2 separate regions of the Mus musculus genome follow, and region 1 is linked to region 2. The links are chromatin loops, found by intact Hi-C in ENCODE. Cell type or tissue: heart. All regions are shown on one strand.

Region 1 (8,000 bases), 480 kb after region 2:
TTTATATTTCAAGAGCCTAAAATGCTGTTTGATCAATGTCTGTAATTATTTGGTCTTGACATCAACTGGAATTTTACAGACAGACAGAAGGATGTTCCTGTTCTTTTCCAAATTCCACCCAGTTGTTCACTGTCTGGGGTATCAACCAAAGGCAGGTAGATCACTGTCCAGGATATCAATCAAAGGCACGTAGAAAAGGAGGAATCCACTTTGTGTTTCAGAAAACAATTCTGCATCTTAGATCCTGTAACACTTATCAGGGTTATGTAGCTGTTGTTTGAAGGTATTATAACTTTGTTGAATGTTAAACAACAGAAACAGAATTAAAATTTAAAATATAAATATAAAATATAAGTTAAAATATAAAGAGATCGTGGGGGTAGAAGAAATTGTCTTCCTGTGACTTTTTTTCTTCCATAAATAAAAAGCATGCATTAAGAATTCATGAAGTATCCCTAACCAAGTTCCCATACACTACTTAAATAGTATCTGCATGCAGTTTCCAATTAAACTAATTTGTAACGTTTTCTAATTGATGCCGTTATAATTCAGAGTTGCTTGAATTATTTTTTTGTTTCAGCATTCCCATGGAAACAATCTCTTCATACATTTAATTTATATGCAGAAGTTAGTTTGAGGGTTTGAGGCTTTTAACTTGTATTTGTTTTAAATTATTTAAGGCTATTTCGGGGTGCTCAACAGCCATCGTTTTAACTGTAAGTTTCCGTTTCTTAATATTTTAAGGTTCTTTACTGTAAACACACACACACAAGATCACTTCTAGCTCTTGGTTGGTTGTTTTGCTTTCGTATTCTATTTTCTGGCAAAAGAGAGAATATCAGAATATCGGACCTTTACTTCAAGCCCTGGCTGGGTGCCGACGGTACCATTAAACAAACCCGGTCTTGGAAGCCAGCTCACTAACGCGTTCTGACTGTTTTTGATCCCCGCGGGTCGCCATAGGCAAGGAGGACGCTGATTGGGTGAGATGGGAAAGCCGCTGCCGGGGGCGGTTTCGGTTTTCGGCGCGCGCGTCCGCGGAAGCCCGGCCTGTGAGCGTTCTGGATCCGGCTGCAAGGTGAGCCCGCGGCCTGGGAGGAATGAATGGGTGCGGGCAGGCACTCCGGGTGGGAGCGGCTGGCGTAGGCCGCGGATGGTCCGGGCTGGCGGGGAGCGGCTCGAGCCGGGCCTGCGTCCCAGGAGATGCTCGCTGGTCTGGGCCACGCGGGCTCGCGGTGCCGGGCGCGCTCCCGTGGCGCGCGCGCTTCGCGCCGATTGGGGTGAGCGCCCAGGGTTACGGTGGCGCGCGACTTCGGCGCCCTCCTCCACCCGCGAGCCCTGCGCGACGGAAAGTAAATACAGACGAGCGGAGGAAATGGTCCTTGCTGACGGCCTCGGCACACCAACTCCCTTTCTCTTGTGTGGGCCTGTTTCTGTTTCAGCTAAGACCACCAAGTTTTTTAACCACACACCAGTATTTAGTTTTATACTTACATTAAAATGAGACAAGTTGTGATTTTAAAATTCATTGATCTCGTTTGGGCCCCCTGTTTTATTGTGTGGATCTCATAAATTATTCAGCTGTTTCCCAGGCTGACGTCTTTGGGTGTGAGTTTTTTGCTTCATTTTCGCATCCCGAACGATATCGTGATGCCTTAACTTCTATTCCTCAAATTTTCAATTACTAGCATAGATGGTTCTTGCACATTGCGAGACTGGTTTTTCTTAAAGTGTTAGTAATTTATTTGGCTCTTCAAAACCGTGAAAGGGCCTACTGTGGTTCTAAAGTAGCAAAGCACAGCCTCACTTTGGAATTACTATTGGGAGTTTGAACTTGCAGGCTGTGACTGTGTGTGTGTGTGTGAGAGAGAGAGAGAGAGAGAGAGAGAGAGAGAGAGAGAGATAGAGAGACAGACAGACAGACAGACAGACAGAGACAGACAGAGAGACAGACTGACTGACTGACTGCACATGTTAATCAGATGCTGGAACAGGAAGAGACAGCCAGTACCCATCTAGCCTAACTTCCTTATTTTGCAGATGAGCCTGGGGCCGTGACAGGTGAAATGGTGATGAGTTACGCAAGCTGCACAGATAATTAAGTAGCAGAGATTAGAACTCAGGTTTCCTGCCTCCCAAGTGAGTACCCCTAACGACTGCAGCAGCTCTTCTCTCACTGAAGGGTGGCCTACTAGATAATAGAACTTCTTTAAAGAAAGTTTTGTTTTGTTTTTAACTCCCTGGCTTATTTTCTACTTTTGGATTGAGGGACTGGAAAATAGAAAAGTTACATTTTTGTGTTCAGCACTAGAAATTTATTTATTTTTTTGAAGGTCAACCCTTTCAAGACTTTGACGATTGCTTCCAGCTTCCCCGTGTTGGGATCAGATACTTCTGATAAGTGCTACTGTTATCCCTCCCAGTACCGAAAAGTGCATGGACGTTCAGGTTTCCTCTGTGTTTACATATAAACTGTGCAGTCTTCCTGTGCCCTTCACATCATCTCTAGATTACTCACAACGTGCCATTTAATGTCACTGGTTGCAGTAGAGTATTGCTTAGGGAGTACAGCAAGGGGAAAGTCTGTGTCTGGGTAGCAGAGAGACCGCTGGACAAGTAATTACAGCTTCATTTTACCAGGTGAGGCAAGGTTGGCTGGATCCGTAAACACTTTAAACCCACAGACACAGAGGGGCTTGCCTACTCAGCATCTGGTTCTCACGCCAAGGCTCGCCTTTCCTAAAATCCCGTGGTGTTTAAGCCAGAAAACCGAGAGAGAGGGAACGAGGTGGTGGCTAGGGCTCCCTGGCAGCATTTCTGTCAGCTGACGTGTTGAACCACTCCCACCACTCAGTCCTTCGTTGTAGAGTGCTGTCCTCTGAGCCAGCAGTTCCCACCCCAAGGTCACAGCCCCTTTGGGGGTGTCTGGCGACCCTTCCTCGGGAATTGCATGTGCATATCAGAGATTTACATTACAAATCATAACAGTAGCAATAAAATTAACCTTATGGTTGGGCTCACTATACCATGAGGAACTGTGTTAAGGGCTCACACATTAGGGAGGTTGAGAACCACTGCTGTACACTGTAGAGTCTTGAGGGACATCCCTGACCTCTGTAAACTAGATCCTAGTTACCACTCTCCTGTAGTGACAGTACAGACTGTAGACATTTTCAAATGTCCCCAGGGTGAGGCACAAAAGTCACCTCTGGTTGAGAGCAGCTTGCTTTTAGGAGTTAGCCTAAGTAACCCAATTGTCAGGGCACTCATGGCCAAACCTGGACACCTCGCAAGGGTGACCTCTGACATCATATGCACGCTGGAGCAGCTGCTTCTGCCCCGCCCCACTACATAAGACAAACGAGAAAAACATGCAGTAAGAAGCAAACACTGAGTAAGTGTCAGAAATCTGTATGTGACCAGGCTTCTTCCTAGGCTTGGCTCTGACCACCAAGCATTTCTGTTTTCCTTTCTTTTAGTATTTAATGGTTGTTAGAAAAGAATTGCAGGCTCGTAGCTGTTGAAGTGCGTGCATGATGCTTTAGTAGCCATGCCTGTTTAGTAGCTATGGTTGTAGACGGGTAAGGGAGGGATTGGACTTTCTGATACCATCTTTGAATGCCTCTTCCACACACAGTCTGTTCAGGTGCCAAGACTACTAGAGAAGTGAGATTTTTCTTGTCCTCTTGAATTTTTAAAGTCTCTTTGGAGACTGAGTCTAACATGGCTAATATATATCACTGGGTGAATACAGTTTGATACACACACTGCATGTGCCCTTCCCTTTACTTCATTGTTTAACTATGAAAAAAGTTGCTGTAGAGCAAATATTCTCTTACTAGACCTCTTAGTGGCTTCTCTCAGGAAATAGAGTGCCATGACCATGCACTTATGAAAATAGGTTACTTACACGGGCCTGCATAGGAGGCAGGAGAGGGTGATGCTGCAGCCGTAGACATGAGTGTATCTAATTTTGAAGGAAGAACTTTTGCCAAGGTGACCCTGGCAGAAGGAACTCTTTTTCTTGTGTTTATGGTTCAAGAGTCTTATCTCTTGCTTCAGAAATTGTCAGAACTATTCCTTCTGCCTTATCCAATTTAAAAGATGAAAACTTAAAATTACTTGAGCCAAGTGATGGAAAAAATTGTGGTGTCAAGACCAATTTACTTGTACAAAATGGATTTATGGGCAAGTCATTAAGTAACAGGGTGTACCAAGGAAGCCTAATGAAGACTAATGCAAAGGGTCTGGCTTCCTGTGTGATGAATAAATCGAGTTTGAGTCAACCATACTTGTTCCATATAACTTCAAAAGCATCCTTTCAAACCACCGAGCAGAAAGTACGCTAGAGAACAAATGAGGGGTTTGCGTCCAGCTCCTCCTCTCATGTGGCCTGAAGTCTTCTGAGCAAAGCGCCTATCTTCCTATACAGTGTAGATTGTGGACACACAGGGAAGCAGGAGTCCAGAGCTATTGCTGTGGCTCTGCCACCTAAATAGGAAGCAGAACCAAGAAGATTGCTGCGTAGGGTTTTCCTGTGCCCTCCTACCATGGTATCCAGCTAGCTAATATCGGATAATTGACCCTGGGGAGGCTAACCCAGAAATCTTGGTCTCTCACCCAGGGGCGAAAGTGGCCCTGCACTCCTACAGCCACCTGTCTCCTTTTGCAGGGTAGATTGTACTTTCAAAGCCAGAGACTCAGTGCCCTTGCTAAATAAGGCTGGTGGCCTATGTCCAACTTGGCTCAAGGGTTCAGAAACCCTCCTCTGATGTGCCATGTCTGGGCTCAGTCTTGTCTTGGTAGCCCTCTGTACATAATTCCATCCCAGTCATGCAGCCTTTGTGAGATATGTCGATACTGGTGTGTTTCTCTCTCTGGAGAGGAAGTGCCAGGGACCCAAACCACGTCTTCCCTGCAATGGAGGCTTAGTAAGCCCTCCATGAAGTGTGAATTGCCCTCGGAAGAGGTGGATGTTAACTGAAATAAAGACCAAGCTTAACAGAGAGAAGGGTACAGACAGTTAACAGTTTTAAAGCACTGAGTACTGTCAAGCCTAGTTTATAGGTTTTTTTTCACCACTTTTTTCGTCCTAAAGCATAAATGGTATAGGTAGAGGTGAAATTAATAATCCCTACATTTTGAGGTCGAAGGATGTTGCATTCCCTGGAACTGAAGTTACAAGCAGTTGTGTGTCACCTGGGTAAGTTCTGGGAATCAAACCTGGGTCCTCTGTAAGAGAAGTCCATATCAACCACTGAGCAATCTCTCTGATTCAATTGTAGACTTTTTAGTGTAGAGAAATGCACAATCAATCCACATGTGGTCAGTATGTGTGTACATATGTTATAACATATAGTTTCAAAGGCCAATGTGTTTGCATTCATCTTTTAACCTTGTTTAAGTATCTGAACAACACTGTAAGTAGAGTCTGCATCTGCTTACCCTGACTTTTCTCTATGGAATAGGACACTACAGGGACTTACCTTTAAATAAGTTTCCCTTTCTTCCCCCAGTTAACATGCAGTATTAAGCTGAAAAAATTTCCTACATTTACTATGAACTTTGTTTTCAAAAACATGGATTTTACTTAGAATATGAGAGTGTGTGCCTGGGGTTAGCGGTATGTGTGTATACATTCCATTTGGAGGCCAGGGGTTGACTTTAATGGGCTCTACAAAGCTCCTCACGTGACCTCTCAGGGAAGCTGGAGCTCAGTGTTTTGGCTAGGCGAGGCTAGTTAGCAAGTCCCCTGGGGCCTCCTGTTGGTGCCCCTAGTGCCAGAGTTACAGGTGTGTCTCCGGGCACCTACCTTCTAATGGTCCTGTGGAGCCAAACCCAGGGTCTCACACTGAAACAATAGGCCCTTACCCACCAAACCAGCTTTCCTCTCATACTAGGTTTTGTTTTGGGGTTTGATTTTTAATGCAAAATAGATGCTCTTTGTATTTCTGATTGTACATGAAGGAACTGGAGTCGTGGGATTTAGCCTCTGGTTGGACTCGAGAGGACTCTGGGCCTTCAAGGTTAATAGTGTCTGTAGCAGTGTTTAGCTGTAGAACAAGCAGCATGTGTACACAATACGGATGTGTGGCTTAGAGGTGAGCAGAAGATTTGTTTATACTAAACTCATGAAAAAGTACTGAACCTGTCACAGTAGTTACCATTTTCTCTATAAACTCAAAACAACATAAATAAAATTGTTGTGTAGCCAGTGGCAGTTGTAATTTCAGCTCTTAATTAAGATTGCAGAGCTAAGACATGAACTGGCAGCTCAGTGGAAACATTGACATTTGCTGAGCAAAATAATCAGTTGATGAATTTCTTTCTTTAATCTTTGAAGGCTTGCGGGTATCAGCTGTGAATGGCCCAGGATTACCTGAGTACTTGGCTTCTTGGGTAAAGAGAATTGTTTTCCTTAGATTATTGTCCCTTTGATTTGTTCATGCCTCCTAAGAGAGTGCTTAACTTCTGGAGTCTCTGTTCCTAAGGTAAAACTCTGGCATGTATCCTTACGTTGCCTTGCACAGTCTGTACCTTTACACTTTTGTTGAACTGATGAAAAATCTGCCGCATGGCATTCCAGCTTCACCAAGTGGCTAAGCCTGCATGCATGGGACTGGGGAGCAGCTTCGCAGCACCGAGTGGGCCGGGCGGACACTGGGGGGAAGTCAGCAGTACTATCTATAGAGAAAGTGTAGTTTTATTGAAAACAAAAATGTAGAATTGGAGGAGCAGTGAGTGTTTAAAATAATATGTCTATACCAGCTTTTAAGTCTCATGCTACATAAGAGGTCACTGAACTTCACTGAAACAAAAACCAGTTTCTAGTCTCTATAATTTTTGCTTGAGTGACTAGTATTTTTCTTTATTTACTGAATATTTTTGAGAGGTAGCTATTGCACAAGTAAAGTTTGTAAGATATGATGGCCAACTTTGATATTCCTGGTCCAGTAAATTTGGGTATGCAATTCTGTTCTGTGTTTGACTCTTAGAAATGAATTTTCAAGACTTTTCCCCTTGTTACTTAGAGCACTCCTGCCATAATTGTAACTGAACAATTCAAAATCTAACTTAACTCTCTGGCTTTGAGTGGGTGTTTAGCTACCTGTAAACTGAGGATAAAGCAGTACCTGCTAGGGCTAGGGAGGTGGCTGCCAGAAAAGGGTTTGCTGAGTAAGCATAAAGACCTCAGGTCCCGGACCTGCACCCTTGTGAAAAGCCTGGTATGACAGCATGCCTGTCTTAACTAGGGTGTCATTGCTGTGAGGAGACACCATGACCAAGGCGACTCTTATCAAAGAAAACATTTAATTAGAACTGGCTTCTAGTTTCTGAGGTTTAGTCCATTATCATCATGGCAGGAAGCATGGCAGCATCCAGGCAGATATAGTGATGGAGGAGCTGAGAGTTTTTCATCTTGTTCTGCAGATAGCCAGGAATTCACACAAGAATTTAAGACCTCAGCCCCCCTCAGCCCCCCCCCCCCCAGTGACACACTTCCTCTAACAAGGCCGCACCTCCTAATAGTACCACTTGCTTTGGCCAAGCATTCAAACACGTGAGTCTATGGGGTCATCCCTAGTCAAGCCGTCAAGGGCCCTATAACTCTAGCACTGGAGATCAGAGACAGACAGACAGACGAGGGCGGGCGCTGGAGGGCTCCTTGCCCACCCAGTCTAGCCAAACCAGTAAGCTTTTGGTTCAGTGGAAAACCCTGAATCTAATAGAAGAGAAAGTGGGGGAAAGCCTCGAACACGTGAGCACAGGGGAGACATTCCTGAACAGAACACCAATGGCTTGTGCTCTAAGATCAACAGTCGACAAATGGGACCTCATAAAATTGCAAAGCAATAGGACAAAACAGCAACCACAGATTGGGAAAAGATCTTTACCAACCCTACATCCGATAGAGGGCTAATAACCAATATATACAAAGAACTCAAGAAGTTAGACTCCAGAGAACCAAATAACCCTATTTAAAAATGGGGAACAGAGCT
Region 2 (8,000 bases):
TTTTATATACTGTTCAAACTTCACCTATGACCTAGCATTAATTCCAGCAGAATTATGAGACTGTACAAACAGGGACAACCTTAACTCTCTTCTAATTTTTGTCTCTGGAAGACTTGTGAGACCCTGGAACAAAGCCCAACAGCAGTTGTGTAAGGAGATGGCCTCATTTCATTCAGGCCTAGGACAGATTTATCAATAAGTATGCTGGTGGCCCCTGGTCATTCACAGACAGCAGTAATAAAGCCCCCCCCCCTACCGTTTTAGTTGTTTTCATGATGGGTTAGAAATCCAGAGTGGGTTCATTATTGCTGGGGTGTCTGTCTTTCTGTCTCTGACTGGACTTCAGCTGGCCTAGGCAGGCTTTGAGTCTGTGACCCTACCTTAGCCTCCAGAGAAGCTTGAATTACAGGCCTGTGCCATCAGGCGCTTGATTTATTTATGTTGGGTGAAAGTTACATTCTGGAATAAACCCCATTTGACGGTTGTATTTTTTTCTTATTTTGCTGTGACAATCTGCTGGTATTTTGTACAAGGATTCTCCATCTGCATCTCCAATGCTACTTGCTGATGACTGCTTCTGACACCTCAGGTTTTATAAGATTATGCTGTCATTACTCCCTCATTCTCCCAGTTTATGTATAACTAACATCACATGGTCTTTATATATTTACATATTTCATCAGCGAAACCATCTTGAGTCTAGAGGGTTTTTGTAAAATATTTTTAAATTATTAACTCAAAATTTCTATTTCCTCTTCAGAGAGTTTTGGTTTAGAATGAATTTATTCATTTATTGTGATCTGACTTTATTGGTCTAAATTAATTTGTACTATTCTTCTTTGACAGTTTTAACTAGCAATTGTCAACCTTAGGATGAGTAATCTTGGAGGTCAGCGAAGCTGAGGGACATGTCTGTGTGCATGGCAGGATGCTTACCCGCCTCCCTGGCTTTAACAGCTCCATTAGTAACAATACCTCTGACTGTGACAACCAAATATGGCCCAGGCACTGCCATCATGCCCTGGCCCTGGGTCCACCAAAGCTTCCTGTCTTATGCCTGTAGAGAAGTGATCAGTTCCCCCAGATATGGTGAGTTTCTCTCTTTATCCTTATTCCTCTAGGAACTTCCCCAGGATTTTCCAATGCACAAAAGTTAGGCTAGACACTAACTTGTCCCATGCCCCACAGTTTGCTGGCCCTGTCTTAGATGCTTTAACCTTTTCCTTCGACTTTTTCAATAAAGGCTTAAAATACATGTTTGTCTATAAGAATACTTGAGCTACACTGCATGTATTCCTAGCTAATGCTGATGGATATTAATGTATTGATGGTTATGGACAGTGTGTTCAACTACGGCAACACCAGGGGAATGTACGTTAACACACATGTCAATCTTATAAGCTTAGACAGCAAGCACAATGACATTAGTCTTAGAAAAACTGCTGACAGACATTAGAAAATAAGTCACAGACCAACATGACTCATAAATACAGCAAAAGTTCCACATAAAATGCCTTAACACAGTTAGTTGAAAGGAAAAGATAAAATGAGAAAGAATATGAACAATAAAATTTAGCTATGTAATTTAAGTATGCTTCCCCCACCAGGCAACATGCTGATACACTGCCAGGTGGGCGGCTTCCAGATTCTCTCTGCTCTTCTCCCTAAGGAAGGTCAGCACCACATTAACCAGGCTGGGGACCAGGGTGAAGTCAGTGCCCTGTGCTAAGCACTCATCTGCTGCCACCTGCTGGGAGGCAGAGCTGGGCTTCCAGCATCCTTAAAAGGTTTCACAAGGATAACCTTGGATGTACATTGTTGCCTATTCCATAGAAATGACCAGAAAAAAACGCCTTTGGGCCTGAAAGAAATGAACGATTTTAGGGTAAATTAGCTGCAGAGAAGATGTGACCTGAATACAAAACGGAGATGCATTCTTTCCCTTCCACAGAAACTAGATGGCATATTTGCACTTCCCATGAAGTGGTTTACAATGCAGTTTCTTAAAATGCTGCACTTCAAAAGTACTGATCAAGTGTCTACTTAAAGGTAACTAATGGTAACTAGCCATTTGATGTGGGCTAATGGAGAGATGAAGTGGGTAAGACAAATATACAGATACGTAGGAAAACAGTCAATTCAAAGAATATAGCAATGGTTGTTGGAGGCAGAGTAATGACCCTTAAGGCCATCACATTCTTATTTGAACGGAGGAGAGGTGTAGCCCTGACTTTGAGTGGAGACTGCTGGGGTGGATTTGAGGCTGTTTGGGACTGTTGCTTCCCCACTCTGGCTTCTCTTTTTTATAGGAGATAGTTTTAACCATCTTATAATTCTGTCTCTTATTCCAATGACTATTTTTGTACTTTGGGAGCAGAGAATTTATTTTCTAGTCACTTAGGTCCAGATGGGAAATAATTTTGCCCTGGATAGAAACCCAGAGTCTCACCCTTATTGAATTTAGAAATTTTACATGATTTAATCTTTTTAGACTTAGATGTTGTAATGCTTTGAAACTATGCAGTTCCTCTGGGAACAAGGACTGAATGAATTTTGCATAAGAACATTATGACTCTTTGGGGGCCAGAGGTGTGGTAGGGAAAGCTTCCCCCAATACAGATTTCCACACTTTCATCACCAGAGCCTGTGAATATATTTTCTTACAAAACGCAAAGGAACGTGGGAGCTATGATTAAGGACCTTGCTATGGTGAGATTATCCTAAGTGGGCCCAATTTTGTTACACCAATCCTAAAAACTAAAGACCTCTTTACTGATGCTACTGCCTTTGAAAGGAGAGGAAAGGGGCTACAGACCAAGGCACCTCAGGGGCTTCTAGAAGCTAGAAAGAACAAACTAACACTCTTCTCTCTGAGATTCTAGAAAGGAATGAAGTCCTCTGACAAGCTGACTTCAGCACAGGGGGTTAGTTGCACCCTGACCTACAGAAAACAGTACATTTCTGTTCTTTTAAATTGCTAAGTTTGTACCAACTTTTATGGCAGTAATAGAAAACAAATAGATGACTGTACTTACTCTGTTCATGCATTACAATAAGAGATTCCCATGTAATTCCCTTGAAGGAAACAAAGGCATATCTGATTAGTATCCATATTCTGACCCTCTGTTGCCTAGCTGATGTGATTTCCAATTCTCTGAGGCTTATAGCACCTGCTCTGGCTCCCTGTTCTTTAAACACATTAAAGATGGAAATAGGTTATATGCAAATATGATGCCATGCTGTAAAGGGACTGAGCATGCCAGCCTCAGGCGTTCCAGGAGCCTGAACAGTATCTGGCAGCTACTCAAATTTGTTGAAATGAAAATTTAAAAAGTCACAACTGACAGATTACAAAGACTCACAAGTCTTATACATACCATGGCAAACAGCGCTGAGCAGTAACCAAAAGATTATATGCATTACGTAAGTTGGTTGGTGAATTCCCAAGCCTTAATATATGGACTTAAATATGATATTTGTAATAACGAGGTCATTTCCAAACCCTTCCCAGTGCTCTTAGACATGGTGCAGCATTTGTTAAGGTCAGATTGTAAGAAAACTACTGTATCATGAATTTTGTATTTCTTCTTTGTAAATGTTTTAATAATTGCTAGGTACAAAGTTTCACTGGTTTTTAATTTTCAAAAATATTTTTATGTATCTACAAGTAGGAATGTGCTCTACATGTGTGCCTGGTGTTCTCAGAGGCCAGAGGAGGGCAGTGATTTCTTTGGAACTGGATGGCTGTGAACCTCCCTGTGGGCACTGGGAACCCAATCTGGCTCCTTTGAAGAGCAGCCAATATGTTCTTACGTTAATGTTAATCTCTGAGCCATAGCTCCAGTCCCAACAACTTTGCTTTTAAACATTTAAAACTTACGGTGGACGAGTTAAAGGAGCACTTACCGCTGCTGTTTAAGCTGCCTGTTTTTAACGTACTATCGTACCTTTCTCTGTCTCCACACACTTTCCTTCTGGACTGCCTGAAATTTGTAGGTCTCATGACTTCAGTAATTTTTTTTTTTTTAAATTAGCTACAGTGTGGCGCGGTGGGGCCCACCTTTAACCCCAGCATTTGTGAGGCAGAGCCAGGTAGTATGTAAACCAGCATGGTTTTAGGGAGTTCCAGGTCGGCCAGAGAGACCTTATCTCAAAAACACAAATAAAAAAATTAATTACCATTCAGCCCCAGTGCAAGGTAGAACCAGGTCAGGTGCTTTCAAGGGAGAGCCTGCCCACGCCTGGCGAACCTCCCCGGGCACTGCTGAGGTGGTGAGCACAGGCCTCTGGATGTGGGGCATAAGAAATATTACTACGAGTGCATCGGTTTTAAAGAAAGTGTGGGCCCCTGAGCCACTCAGAACTGCCATTGTTCGGCCGTGCATTTCGACTGGGGCTGGAGCGGCTACTCCAACAGGTGGCAACGTGCTCTGCAAAGTTTGCCTACGTCGTCCTCAGTGACCCGTCTCACGTTTCCAGGCGCGGAAGGAGTGGGCCTGGGCACCGCGGCCGCTGAGGGTTGGGCCGGGCCAGCCGAAGCCAGGACGCATTCCAGGTGGGGAACGCTGAGCCCAGAGCGGCCCTCACCACCCACTTCCCGCCCAAGCACACCCCGCCACCCGCGCCTGCGCCCGCCGCGGGACAGCCTTCGCTAAGCGACTGCGCCTGCGCGGGGCGTCGCGTTACGCCTGCGTGCCGCCGGCGGCGGAAGGAGCGAGCAGGGCGGGAGCAGTGGGCGGAAGGGGCGGTGCTCTGCTGCGCGGCCTCGCGAGGGTGAGTGTGGGGCCCGGTGCGCGCGGAGGCCAGGAGTCGGGGCCGCGGTGCGTCCTCCGCCCGGGGTCAGCCCCGCTGTCGGGGGCGCCCCCTGGAGGCTCGCGGGGGGCAGCCGAGGAGGATGTGGCTGAGTCGGGGGCGGGGTGGATGTGGTGGGGCCTGCAGGAAGGACTGGAAGGGACTGAGCGCTTTTTCCTTACATAAGAAAGGCGTCGCAGTCGCTGCTGTCAGGTTCTCGTGGGCCGGTTTGTGAGCTCGTCTCGGGCAGCGCGGAAGGAGCCAGGCCCGGAGGCTGTTCAGTGCTAAGGAGCTCCGCCTGCGGAAGGGAGCAGCAGACCCCTCAGAGGGGAAGGAATACAGATTTGCAGGTTATAAAGCAGGGTTCACTGGGAGTCACAAAGCGGTGTCTGGGTTGCCAAACACCGTCGCGACCGCGCCGGTAGCGTTCCACAGAAGACATGCCAACTTCAGATATGTTTCTCATTTGAAAAATGAAGGAGAGCCTAAGAAAAGGGTTTCTTACTGTCGCCTTTCTTAACAGTTCCCTTGCATATATTTTGGAGAACAAAGAAACTATAAAAAGTGGCTAAGCTAGTAGAAAACCAATTTCCAGGAGAAACAAAACGTTTGGAGGGTTATCTACAATGTCTCGAAAGTTCTTTGACGAAGTAAATATATTCAAGGAAATAGTATTTTTATTAGGATGGTTCTTTTAAGGCTTTGTTTCCTATTAGAGACTATAAACATGGAAAGTTATATAATCATGAGGAACGTAAATGGTGATTACAAAATGTGAGGGTGTCATAAGAATATATTTGGAATGGATGGAGCAAGTGAATGGTTGGAATTTGCCCCAGCTGATTGATGTCATGTGGGAAAAGTAGACATTTAGTCTTGCTGTATGTAAGAAAGGTGTTGAACATTGCTTTAAAATCAGTGCTTTAAAATCATTCATTGCCACGGGTCTTCTACAGAGATCTGAGTTTTCTGGAATAAGGAACAAGTATCTATATTTTTATGTGATCCTCCCGTTGGTTTTAATGTGATTGGTGTTGGGTTGAGTTAACAAGCACCCTCTGTGAGCCGGGTATCACCTAAGTTAGTATTCAGAATAATTTGATTTAGAGAAGAAAGATTTCCCCAAAGCCAGGATCATCAGGAGAGGATTTAAGAGAAGAGTGGATTTAAGCAGAGGAGAAATGTTGTAGAAGAGGAAAGATGAGACCAGTTAAATCTGGAATGTGGGAAATTGGGAAAGTAAGTACTAGGTTTGGAAGACCAAGTCTCCTTAGAGGAAGGAGGTCTGAAAGGAGAGTATGAGAAAATTGTGCAGCAGAAACAGACTATTGGACTTGGTTCTAGGGCATCAGTGTCACACAGAAGGCTTAAGAATGCTTGCAGTGGGGGCCCACTCCCCTAGTCAGAATGCCTGGAGTGGGGCCTGAGCGTTCCCTCTCACAGGTACTCCTGGTCTGGTTTGGGAGATCACTGTGCTAGGACGCGGAGGAATTTGAACAGAAGAAGCTAGATTCATGTTCCAAGATGGATCTTACTGAGCAGTCCAAGGGCACTGGAGAAAGAGTGGAGAAGGGCAGTGTTTCTCATTCTTGATCAGCACGAACTTGGCACCAGGTCCTGCCCGAGTGCACAGCCATTATTCACACTTGCTATTCCCCTGGCCTGCTTATATTTGCACAAGAAGAGCCTGAGACCATAAGAGGGCTCAGTTACCAGTGCTAGTCTCACTAATGCTGCAGATTTCCAGAGCAATGAATAACAACATTTAATGGTGAGAGGGTCCCAGCACAAATTGACCTCAGAGTAGAAATTTGGACATGTGACTCTTTCTGGAAATAGTGAAAGATAAAGTAGACAGGAACCTCAGAGAAGCCCTCCCGAGGCAGTGAGTGTGTTCTGTGTTACCCTCACTTATCAGCGACCACCTTAACCACTCTGTAAAACCATTTTAAAACTTGAAAGGGAGAGGTGAAGCTTTGAGCAGGGGTGGAGATGATAAGCAGGCTAGTGGTATCTGACAACATAGTTTCCAAATCAAAATCAGTTACACACCGGGTGATTGTGTGGCCTGTGTGTATTGTACTATATCATAGACACTGATTGGGTTTAAAATGCCTTTTCTTGTCATGGTAATTACTGACATTAAGAATATTCACTTGCTCAGTTCCAAGACAAATATCCCAAGTCAGGCCCTGCTGCTGAGCAAACTCCCAATGCAGAAAAGTGGGTATGGATCAGACTTTTAAAGGAAAAACACACATTTACAAGTGTTCTGCTTTCAAAATATCAATTAGCAGTCAGTGTAATGGAGTTATGGACTAACGTAAAATTATTACATATATTCTTTGATTCTGCGAACGAGCTATAGATACAGAGCACCCATGGTTTATAGTAGACTGCCATCTTAAAAGTTACCACTGTACATTGTGATGAGGGTTGTCAGGCTGGGGGAGTAATCACACTATGGTTCCTGGAGGATGAAGAGGGTTTTGTGAGATAATGAGAAAGAGCATGTCCCACATGGAAAGACTATGGTGACAGCCACTCTGGGAAAGAGCGTAGCTGCCTCTGGAGTCTGTACACACAGAATGGAGACAGCAGGAAAGCAAAGGTTGAGGAGGAGGGGGTGTCAAGAATTCATGGAGGAATATAAGGTATTTATGTCATCACTGCTTGCCTGGATTGTAAACTTGATGCCACCAGGAGTCATTTCTGACCCATATGCCAGTACATTCCAAGGTCTAGCCCAGGGCCCTGCATATGGTAGCTTCTGCATAAGTATTTATTGACTGTGCCATTGCACAGTCATAGAAGAAAACATTTTTATTTTTAAGGTAAGGCAGGGGGAGCCTTGAAGGTAGGTTTGAAGGAGAGTATATGAGCATGAGATGCCTGATAGCGTGGAGGATGAGTAGAGAATGTGTGAGAGGTGGCGTTGGTAGACTGTGGGCTTCCAGACTTCACAGTGTACTCATTGCAGGCTGCGGTAGAAAACCAGAAGAAACAGTGCTCGGGAGGATTATCTATAAAAGGGATACATGTTATCGAGTGACATTTGTGTTTCATGCATTCGTGCATGTGTATTGTAAATATATGTCTTATAGCATACACAGCTTGAAACCTACAACATTAGAGAGATGTGGATAATGGAGAAGAAAGAATAAGTCACTTTTGTGAAAAGTAGATGTGAACTTAAAATGTTATTATCT

The links. Hi-C counts contacts between places; a loop is a spot of excess contacts. Peaks named below come from ENCODE experiments on the same cell type or tissue, not always from the same donor. Only the 100,000 strongest peaks of a DNase experiment are listed, where the experiment ranks them.
Region 1: it touches region 2 in a loop (7-fold over the local background); 10 of 42 quality-filtered maps call a loop at or near these places.

The regions. Positions count from the first base shown.
Region 1 is chr8:78,814,126-78,822,125 of GRCm38, reverse strand. Lsm6 (LSM6 homolog, U6 small nuclear RNA and mRNA degradation associated) reads left to right here and starts at 974. Exons shown (of 5, transcript NM_001191004.1): 1 at 974-1,078; 2 at 2,041-2,139. In heart, no CTCF peak of the experiment used is centred here; a DNase peak (open chromatin) is centred at 975; H3K4me3 peaks cover 1,752 bases; H3K27ac peaks cover 2,295 bases.
Region 2 is chr8:79,291,687-79,299,686 of GRCm38, reverse strand. It overlaps Mmaa (methylmalonic aciduria (cobalamin deficiency) type A), which reads left to right and starts at 4,726. Exons shown (of 7, transcript NM_133823.5): 1 at 4,726-4,773. It overlaps Gm4890 (predicted gene 4890), which reads right to left and starts at 4,609. Exons shown (of 2, transcript NR_045823.1): 1 at 4,180-4,609. In heart, CTCF peaks have their summits at 1,756 (motif pointing left) and 4,866 (motif pointing left); DNase peaks (open chromatin) are centred at 1,706 and 4,736; H3K4me3 peaks cover 2,789 bases; H3K27ac peaks cover 2,784 bases.